Regions from separate parts of the Homo sapiens genome. Here regions 1 and 2 are each linked to region 3. A link is a contact called in ENCODE Hi-C or POLR2A ChIA-PET data. All regions are on one chromosome and are shown on one strand. Each heading gives the region's core, a stretch centred on a gene start or an enhancer-like site at or near the end of the contact. The rest is flanking DNA. Distances are from core to core; before and after follow the strand shown. Region 1 holds the start of C14orf119 (chromosome 14 open reading frame 119). Region 2 holds the start of PABPN1 (poly(A) binding protein nuclear 1). Region 3 holds the start of APEX1 (apurinic/apyrimidinic endodeoxyribonuclease 1).

The links. A loop is a pair of places that touch in the nucleus more often than their neighbours do. ChIA-PET counts read pairs that join two places held with the same protein, here RNA polymerase II (POLR2A). Pooled maps may share reads with other maps.
Region 1: a loop to region 3 is called in a pooled map, with 6 times the contacts of the local background. The contact joins the promoter of C14orf119 here to the promoter of APEX1 in region 3. A Hi-C loop is called at or near these places in 1 of 37 single-sample maps with no recorded cell type and 14 of 50 pooled maps.
Region 2: a pooled map shows a loop between it and region 3 (14-fold over the local background). The contact joins the promoter of PABPN1 here to the promoter of APEX1 in region 3. A Hi-C loop is called at or near these places in 1 of 37 single-sample maps with no recorded cell type and 9 of 50 pooled maps. POLR2A ChIA-PET finds 5 or more read pairs at or near these places in 1 of 52 experiments (endothelial cell of umbilical vein).

What each region holds. Positions count from the first base shown.
Region 1 is chr14:23,094,159-23,096,858 of GRCh38, reverse strand. C14orf119 (chromosome 14 open reading frame 119) reads right to left here and starts at 1,354. Exons shown (of 2, transcript NM_017924.4): 1 at 1,240-1,354. ACIN1 (apoptotic chromatin condensation inducer 1) reads left to right here and starts at 1,723. Exons shown (of 19, transcript NM_001386863.1): 1 at 1,723-1,884. The coding sequence starts at 1,747. RefSeq lists enhancers at 920-1,443, 1,323-1,532, 1,553-1,632, 1,444-1,967, 1,673-1,982.
Region 2 is chr14:23,320,046-23,322,745 of GRCh38, reverse strand. It overlaps PABPN1 (poly(A) binding protein nuclear 1), which reads right to left and starts at 1,289. Exons shown (of 7, transcript NM_004643.4): 1 at 926-1,289; 2 at 451-565. The coding sequence starts at 1,276. It overlaps BCL2L2-PABPN1 (BCL2L2-PABPN1 readthrough), which reads right to left. Exons shown (of 8, transcript NM_001387346.1): 4 at 451-565. RefSeq lists enhancers at 1-724, 725-1,536, 1,790-1,859, 1,548-2,198 and silencers at 830-899, 960-1,389.
Region 3 is chr14:20,453,817-20,456,549 of GRCh38, reverse strand. It overlaps APEX1 (apurinic/apyrimidinic endodeoxyribonuclease 1), which reads right to left and starts at 1,324. Exons shown (of 5, transcript NM_001641.4): 1 at 1,156-1,324; 2 at 847-972; 3 at 449-636. The coding sequence starts at 904. OSGEP (O-sialoglycoprotein endopeptidase) reads left to right here and starts at 1,738. Exons shown (of 11, transcript NM_017807.4): 1 at 1,738-1,981. The coding sequence starts at 1,867. RefSeq lists enhancers at 1,061-1,280, 1,701-1,790, cis regulatory regions at 1,342-1,347, 1,363-1,368, 1,381-1,413, 1,424-1,429, 1,426-1,467 and 2 more and promoters at 1,215-1,549, 1,214-1,751, 1,381-1,825.

The sequences.
Region 1 (2,700 bases), core at 105-2,604, 2.6 Mb before region 3:
TCCAAAGTAATCTCAGCACTTTGAGAGGCCGAGGCAAGAGGATCGCTTGAGCCCAGGTGTTCGAGACCAGCCTGGGCAACATGGCAAAACCTCATCCCTACAAAAAATAAAAAAATTAGTTGAGCGTAGAGGTGCCTACCTGTAGTCCTAGCTACGTAGGAGACTGAGGTAGGAGCATCACCTGAGCCCGGGAGGTTGAGGCTGCAGTGAGCCCTGATCGCGCCACTGCACTCCAGCCTGCGTCAGAGTGGAGGGACCCAGAGTGGAGTGACAAAAAAAAAATTTTTTTTTTTTTTTAGTATGGTATCTATTGGTGCCTTGCAATTTTTTTTTTTTTTTTTTTTTTTTTTGAGACGGAGTCTTGCTCTGTCACCCAGGCTGTAGTGCAATGGCGTGATCTCAACCACTGCTTCCTGGGTTCAAGCGATTCTCCTGCCTCAGCCTCCCGAGTAGCTGGGACTATAGGCGTACGCCACCACGCCCGGCTAATTTGTTTGTATTTTTAGTAGAGACGGGGTTTCACCATATTGGCCAGACTGGTCTCCAACTCCTGACCTCAAGTGATCCGCCCGCCTCGGCCTCCCAAAGTGCTGGGATTATAGGCGTAAGCCACCGCGCCCGGCACCTTGCCACTGATTTTGCATCATGAATGCAACGGAAAGATCAGCCAATTTGACTTTAATAGTTTTCAGTCTCTTAAATCTCTAACGTATCTCTTAAATCTCTAAACTATTTGTCTGTGACCTATTTTACTGTTTGTGTTTCTTCTGCATCAAGTTGGAGGATTGGTAGTGACAAAGAAAGAAGCCCCTAAACAATTAATATTAGTTCAAGTACCAAAAAAGTTCAGGGCGCTTGCATTTTCCAGTTCTTGCCCTACAGGAAGCAGTTCCTCCAAGGGAACTTACTCTCTTCTGCGGAGCAAGGAAGAACTTTCCCAGAATCTTGCCACATGGCTTCCAAGGCAAACTCAAACTCAAGTTCAGCGTCATAGATCAGTTCATAGTCTGGGTCCGAAGACACGGCGATGCTTCTTGCGCACCCCCACGGAGCTTGTTATTCCGATTCCGCACCAGCCCCCCGCCCCTCCCCAAAAAAAGCCTAAGATGGGAGTGGCTATGATTCAGAGGACAGAGGGCAGAAGCTGTTTGCGTTAAGGAGTGGGGGGCTTGCCCTATTAAGGTAATCCGCAAACACCGAGTCTGACCCGGCCCATAGAGGTACTTCTACCCCGCTTACCTCCCCTTTTCTCTCGAAGGGCACCCGAAGATTGTCACGAGTCCTTAGACTCCAACTACTGCGGCAGCTTCCAAATTTCCTGAAAACCCTAAGCTGGGCCAGCCCGGCAGCCCACGCACTTCCGGCCTCGGACCCGCCCCAAACACCCAAGCGCCCCAGCGCCTCATCTCTAGGTCCGGAAATAAACGAACATCTCCGATTATGGTTATACCAGGGTCGAGGGTTTCCGAATATATTCGATTCAAAGCTTCGGCAAGACGAAGAAAACCGAGCCTGAAAGCAGGGCGAGAAAAGGGGCGCTGCAGGGCGGATGGAAAGAATTGATTGGTAACGATGTGGAGACGGAAACATCCGAGGACATCCGGAGGAACCCGGGGAGTTCTGAGTGGTAATCGAGGGGTAGAGTATGGCAGTGGGCGGGGTCATCTCGGTACGTTCGAAGGGCGTTGGCGGAAATTACCGAAGATGCCCGAAGCCGTCGGGACGGACCCGAGTACCTCACGCAAGATGGCGGAGCTGGAGGAGGTGACTCTGGACGGGAAGCCTCTTCAGGCGCTGCGGGTGACCGACCTGAAGGCCGCACTGGAGCAGCGAGGCCTAGCCAAGAGCGGGCAGAAGAGTGCCCTGGTCAAGCGGCTCAAAGGGGTGAGGAGTCGGCGTTGCTGGGGTGTCGGAGGAGAGCGGACCCGGTAGAGACGAGCCTCTGCCGCGGCGCAGGCGCAGTATCCGGGCTCGGCGCGAGCTCGCTCAGGCCGCCAGCGCGAGCCTCTGGATCCGCGCGCACGGTGGTTGATGAGGTTCGCGCTGGAATGGAGATCGCGCCGGTTCCCGCCTTAACGGCAGCAGCGCGAGCCCAAATGGGAGGGTGTGCACTACTCTCCAGGAGTGTCTTAAGCTCCTTCCTCCTTCCCCCACCCCCTCCTTGTTTGTATCTGTGGTTTCGGCGCATGCGCTGCAGAAGGAGTTAAATCCCACTACAACCTACGGCGTTGCTGGCCTGAGGGGGGCGAGTTGGGCTGGGTCGGAGTTAGGGGTATAGTTGCGCGAAGGGGTGGATGGGGTTGGTATCGGTATCTGCACGAATAGGACTGGGGTAGGGTAAAATGTCTGCTCGATTAGATGAGGAGGTGAGATGAAGAGAGACCTTTATTTGAAGGGACTTGATGAGAGAGAGGTCTCTAATTTAGTGGCATCTAGTGGCAATTTGGGTGGTTAAGAGTTTGGTGAATATTGGTGAGAGAGGCGAGGCAGGTTGATATATATTGGGGATTTTGAATCGGTTTGAGTAGATTAAGGTGGGATTGTCATGAGGTAGGTGTAGCTCGATTCAAGTGTATAGGTTTGGTTTAAAGAAGGGAAGATGAGGATGTCTTGGTTTTAATTAGAGTTCAACAGGATACGTGGCAGGTAGTGCAGATTAGGTCTGGGTTGGCTCCAGGGTTGAGTTGGCAGACCGTTGCT
Region 2 (2,700 bases), core at 40-2,539, 2.9 Mb before region 3:
TCCCTAATGAATGGCTTTGGTTGAAATGCTTTTAAGAGTGAGCAAAATTAAGTGGGCTGAGACTCCACATTTCTAGATTAAAGGGGAAACCCCTTGCAGCTTGCTTTCTCTTAGAATCCTAAAGCGTCTCCAATTGGAGGAAAAACTATTAGATTTGAAGGTCAAATGCGAGCACGCAACCTCTACAAAGAAAGATAGACGTAGACTAAGAACAAAGAGCAACACAATTATAACAGGCACAAAGGGAGGCACAAGGCTACCACCACCAAAATATACGTTCTGCCTCACAAAGGTCAGAGGAACACACAACGGACTATGACCGCGGCACAGTCATAATAGCTCAGACAAGCAGCTCCAGGGTGCCGAGTATCTAACCCCACATTCCCCATCCTCCCCACAACCCTTCCAACCCGAGAACCCGGGCTCCGCGTGCAACCGCCAGTTACTCACCATTGCCTGGAGGTGGACTCATATTCATCTGCTTCTCTACCTCGTTCTGTAGCTCCTTTAGCTTCTCAGCTTCTTCCTCCATCTCCCTGACTCGAGCTTTGATAGCTTCCAGCTCCTAATATAAGTGGGGAGGGTATGGAGGACAGCTTAAGAGGAACCAACGCAGGGGCTGTGCCCTGCTCTCGGCCAGAGCGCGGCCTCAGCCATGCTCGGCCATTTCCCTCGCCCCATGCGAGGGTCGTGATAAAAGAAAAGCTACCCTCTCTAGAACAACACTAGGCAACCGTGACGCCCGAATCAAGCCAGTCGGGCCCCTTGTAGTGATCGCTGACCCATCCCCGGCCCGACCCGGCCCCAGCCACGTTATTCCCCGCCCAACCCCACCCCCCGCCTGCCACCCGCTCGCCCGAGCTCTGGGCCTCCAGTGACCCGGCCGGCCAGCCGCCGGCCTGCTCGCTCGCCCTCCTTCCCTCACCGGGTCCTCAATGGCGCCGTCCCCCGGGTCACCCTCGACCAGTCCCGGCTCCTCCTCCTCCTCTTGGCTGCCGGGGGCTCCCGAACCAGGCCCAGGGCCCGGAGCTCCCGGGGGGGCGCGGGGCCGGGGCGGCTCCTCTTCGGGCTCGGGCTCCGGCTCGGGCTCCAGCAGCAGCTCCTCAGGCTCCAGTTCCTCAGACTCCAGGCCGTTCCCGTAGTCCCCTGCGCCCCCCGGGGCCCCCTCCCCGGCCTCCCCACCGGCCCCGGGCACAAGATGGCGCCGCCGCCCCGGCCCGGAGCCCCGACCGCCCGCAGCCCCCGCTGCTGCTGCCGCCGCCGCCGCCGCCGCCATCGCCGCTCAGACTGGGGCCCGCCGCCCGGCGATTGGAGAGCTGCGCCGGCCACGCCGAGGACTCATTAGTCAAGCTGCCTGCCCGTCACCATGAGCTAGTACTCCATTGGGGAATATTACTTGGCAATCAAATAAGGCCCCACCTCTAAGGCGGGGCACTGCGCCAAATTCTCAAATCCCGGTAGGGGAAATCTGCCTGTCAATCAACACGCGTCCCACCTCCTATCGAGTCCTTAGGTAATAATACCGCCACGCTGTGACGATATTCCTGCTTCTCCCCGGCCTACGGGCGGGCCCGCGAAGTATGGGACGCTCCGTGATTGGCCCTAGCTAGGCGACTGGAAAGGACCAATCTTCCGATCGCCTCACCGCAGTGGCCCAGTCTCAGATGCCGATTGGCTTGCGAGAGTCGAAGGGGTGACACTCGTTTCGTGACAGGTGAACCTTGCCCCCGAAAGGACTGCCGGGCTTCAAACTTGGGAAACCCGAGGTCACATGACTAGCCAGTCCTAGGGGGCCGCCATCTTGATACTACTGCTTGCCAGCTAGTGAGCTGTTGGCCGGGTGAGGCCCAAAACAGAGCAGCAGTTTCAGGAAACTTGTATCTCGACCAGGAAGCACCAGTAGATGGGATGTTGCTGAAAATGGAGGTTGTGAATGAAGCATTCCAGGAGGGAGCTTACTTTCCCCATCCAGGTTATTGGCACCATCATCCACTAGCTCTCCCGCACCAGAAAGCAGGGAGGATTCCTCAGTCCAGAGCTACTAGTCACAAGTCCTGTCTGTCCCGCCCTCTTGCGTAGGCCTTCTGCTCCCCAGTTCCATTTTCTTTTTCCTGGACAGCTTCCAATGTCACCCCTCCAATCTGCACCGCTAACAGACTGGCCCCCCTTTGCTGGCGAGGTAAAGTCTCAAAACCGTAAATCACGGCCTTCGATACGCCAGCATGTGGTTACTTTGTGGATGTTGTTTCCTTCCACTCTTCTCGTTCCTTTGGGTGTACCTGCACCCAGTCTGTGCCTCTAACATGTAGTCCCCCTTCAATCAAACCACTGCAAACCCCAGCTTCCCCTCATTTCCCAGGACAAGTGGGCCTATCTCCACGGCGCGCTTAATTGTTTTACTGTTTCCTAACTAGGTTGTGAGCGCCTGCAGATGAGGGGCCGGTTCCTATTTATATTCGCATCTCCACGGCCTGGCAATATGCCTACCACATAATGTCCTGTTAGATGTTTGTTGATTGAACAGGCATTGATTGGGGATTTGGGTGCCACCCTTCATTTAAGCCCTCAAGCCCCCAAGATCCCAGAGGAATTTCTCCTGGCAGGTTCCCACTACACCCCTGCACCCCAAGTACCAATGAGACCTAGCCCTGGAAGGCAGGACTGCCATATTTTGGTAGCAGTCCTACACATTTATTAAAA
Region 3 (2,733 bases), core at 75-2,574:
CGAGTCAAGCAGCACAATATTCAAACAATTCTAAGCTAGATAAATGAAAACAAATATAGAGAGGTAAGAAAGTCTTACATGCTATGCCAAGGAGATGTGTTTTTTCTATAGGCAGTGGATAGCAAGCTAAGATTTTTAAGCTATGGTTAATGGAATGGAGGACATGCTTCATATGGAATGCAATGCAGGAAGATAAAATGGAGGAAGTATAGTGAAGAGGTTTTTGCAACATTCTGGGAAGAGGAGAGAACACTAAAAAAGAAAATGGCAATGGAAGTGAAGGAACAGACATTTAGGAAATACAACTGGCAAGACTGGGGAAGCCCCACAGAAAACTACGGGCAGGAGAAAAATAAAACAGCCTGAAGGCTAAACGGAGAAAAGGGGTGACTAAACCCTAAGACCATTCAATACTAAAAAATGTCTCTTTCCCTCAAATTCCACTCACATCTAATCCTTTCTTCTTAATCCAGGCTCGAAGCCCATCCACATTCCAAGAGCAGATCTTGAGTGTGGCAGGTTTGCCACTGGGTGAGGTTTTCTGATCTGGGGGGTCCTCATACAGGGCTGGGCCCTCTCCTGCTGCCTCTTTGTCATTTTTCTTTGCGGCCGTCTTACTCTTCTTGGCCTCTGGCTCTATAAAATGAGTAATATATACTGACAAAAAGCTGGTGGTTTCCAACTGCGATCCGGCGTTAACTATAGACCCAACGAAAGCCTACGGTTCCTGCGACTTCTTCACAAACCCCTGCAAAAATGAGTCGGCCCGTACTTACCGTACATCAAGGGAATGACAAACACCCCCGCCGCAGCTTCTAGGAAGAAGGGCTGATTTCATTCCCTTACCTGTCCTGAGCTCATCCCCGTCTTCCGCCACCGCTCCCTTTTTCCCACGCTTCGGCATTCCCGTTACGAACGCCCTTGGGCAGCTGTACCGCGTCACCCACCGAAGCAATATTTTTACCGCGTTGCCTACAGACGCAAAGAAATCATGAAACCAGCTAAGGCTGGGGAGAAGACTCCTCCCAAGAGCGTCCCCGCACCAGGTCCCGCCTTTCAAACCACGTTATCTCTAAATCCTTTCCCCGCCTCCGTGCATCATAGGCCCTTCAGCCCCTCACCCACGAAACTAGATCATTTCATAGTGCCTTGTACCCTACTCGCGAGATCTGCCCTCCAGCCAATTGAGGATCTTAATTAAGGGTCCTGACTCAAGCTTGCCGTTCAGACTGCCAGCGAAGCCCCTCTTATGAGCAAAAGAGCAACCCCGTATCTGCACCGGCCCGATGGCAGCCTAGCTCCTCCTAACCCGAGCACAAAGAAGGGTGCACGCTGAGCCCCCACGTGGGTAGCGGACCTGGTCACGTGATCAGAGGCGCGCTTGTCGTGGCCGAAGAATGCGCGTGATTGGTCTGTCTGACACCACGTGACGGAGACGCTTAGCCTCGCCTCCCTCCTCTAATTCTCTAGGACACTTAGGTCCCCAACCCTCCCTCGGGCTGTTTATCGTTGTGCCAGATGCACAGCACATTGTGTGACACTGACTTAAGATTCTAACTATGTGCAAGAGGGAAAAAAACAGTGGAGAAGGCTGGGCTGGACCACGGGAAAGAGATAGGAAAACGGATACGAATGTAAGGCACAGAGTTGGCTCGGCGTCCCTGGCAGTTAGGAAGACAGGTCCCTGGAGGGGCCTTGGCGGGTCTCCGCTCGCGGGAGTTCCGCGGTGTCTTTCCCAGTGCTATCTGCAGGCTGGCCAGCTTCCTCTGCGCTCCGGAAAGCTGCGGCCCAGCGCGGACTAGTGAGGACCTCCACAGCTCCTGACATTGCCAGGAGTCCTGTCGGCGTTTTCTCCCAGCCTCCGCCATGCCGGCGGTGCTGGGTTTTGAAGGCAGCGCCAATAAGATTGGCGTGGGCGTGGTGCGGGATGGCAAGGTGCTGGCGAACCCGCGGCGGACTTACGTCACGCCTCCTGGCACAGGTTGGTGAGTAGGGGACTTAAGAGTTTTCCGCGCACTTCCCCGCACAGAATCAGCCTTCCATCTTCCTAAATACTAGTGAGGTGCAGCTTTCGATCCGAGTCTCATTGAAATTATGTGACATTATTAACGTCACAAGGCTGATGACTAGAAGAGTTACAGGCACTTGGACGTGGATCTGATGAGTTCATTTACCTTTTACTGAGCGCATTTTATGTGCTAAGTATTCAGAAATAGATGTTATACTGCTGTGGAGTCAGACATATAAATAGATGTTTATACTACAGCATGATAAACAGTATAATAGAGATGGACTCGAAATATTCTGTTTAAAAAACGCTTAGCAGGAGTATAGATTCCAGTTGCCCTGAATATACACTCCCTTTTTAAAAAAAAATTATTTTTTGAAATATTCTAGGATGAGTAGAGAGATGAGAGTGGAAAGACTCCCGGCTTACATGTCAGACAGAACTGGCTGGCTTTGCTATATTCATATTAAATATTTTTGTTTTGGACATTTGGTCTTTATTTTTTATTTTATTTTATTTTTTTGAGACAGAGTCTTGCTCTGTCGCCCAGGCTGGAATGCAGTGGCACGATCTCGGCTCACTGCAATCTCTGCCTTCCAGGTTCAAGCGATTCTTCTACCCCAGCCTCCCAAGTAGCTAGGACTATAGGTGTGCGCCACCACATCCAGCTAAATTTTGTATTTTTAGTAGAGTCGGGGTTTCCACCAGGCCAAGCTGGTCTCGAA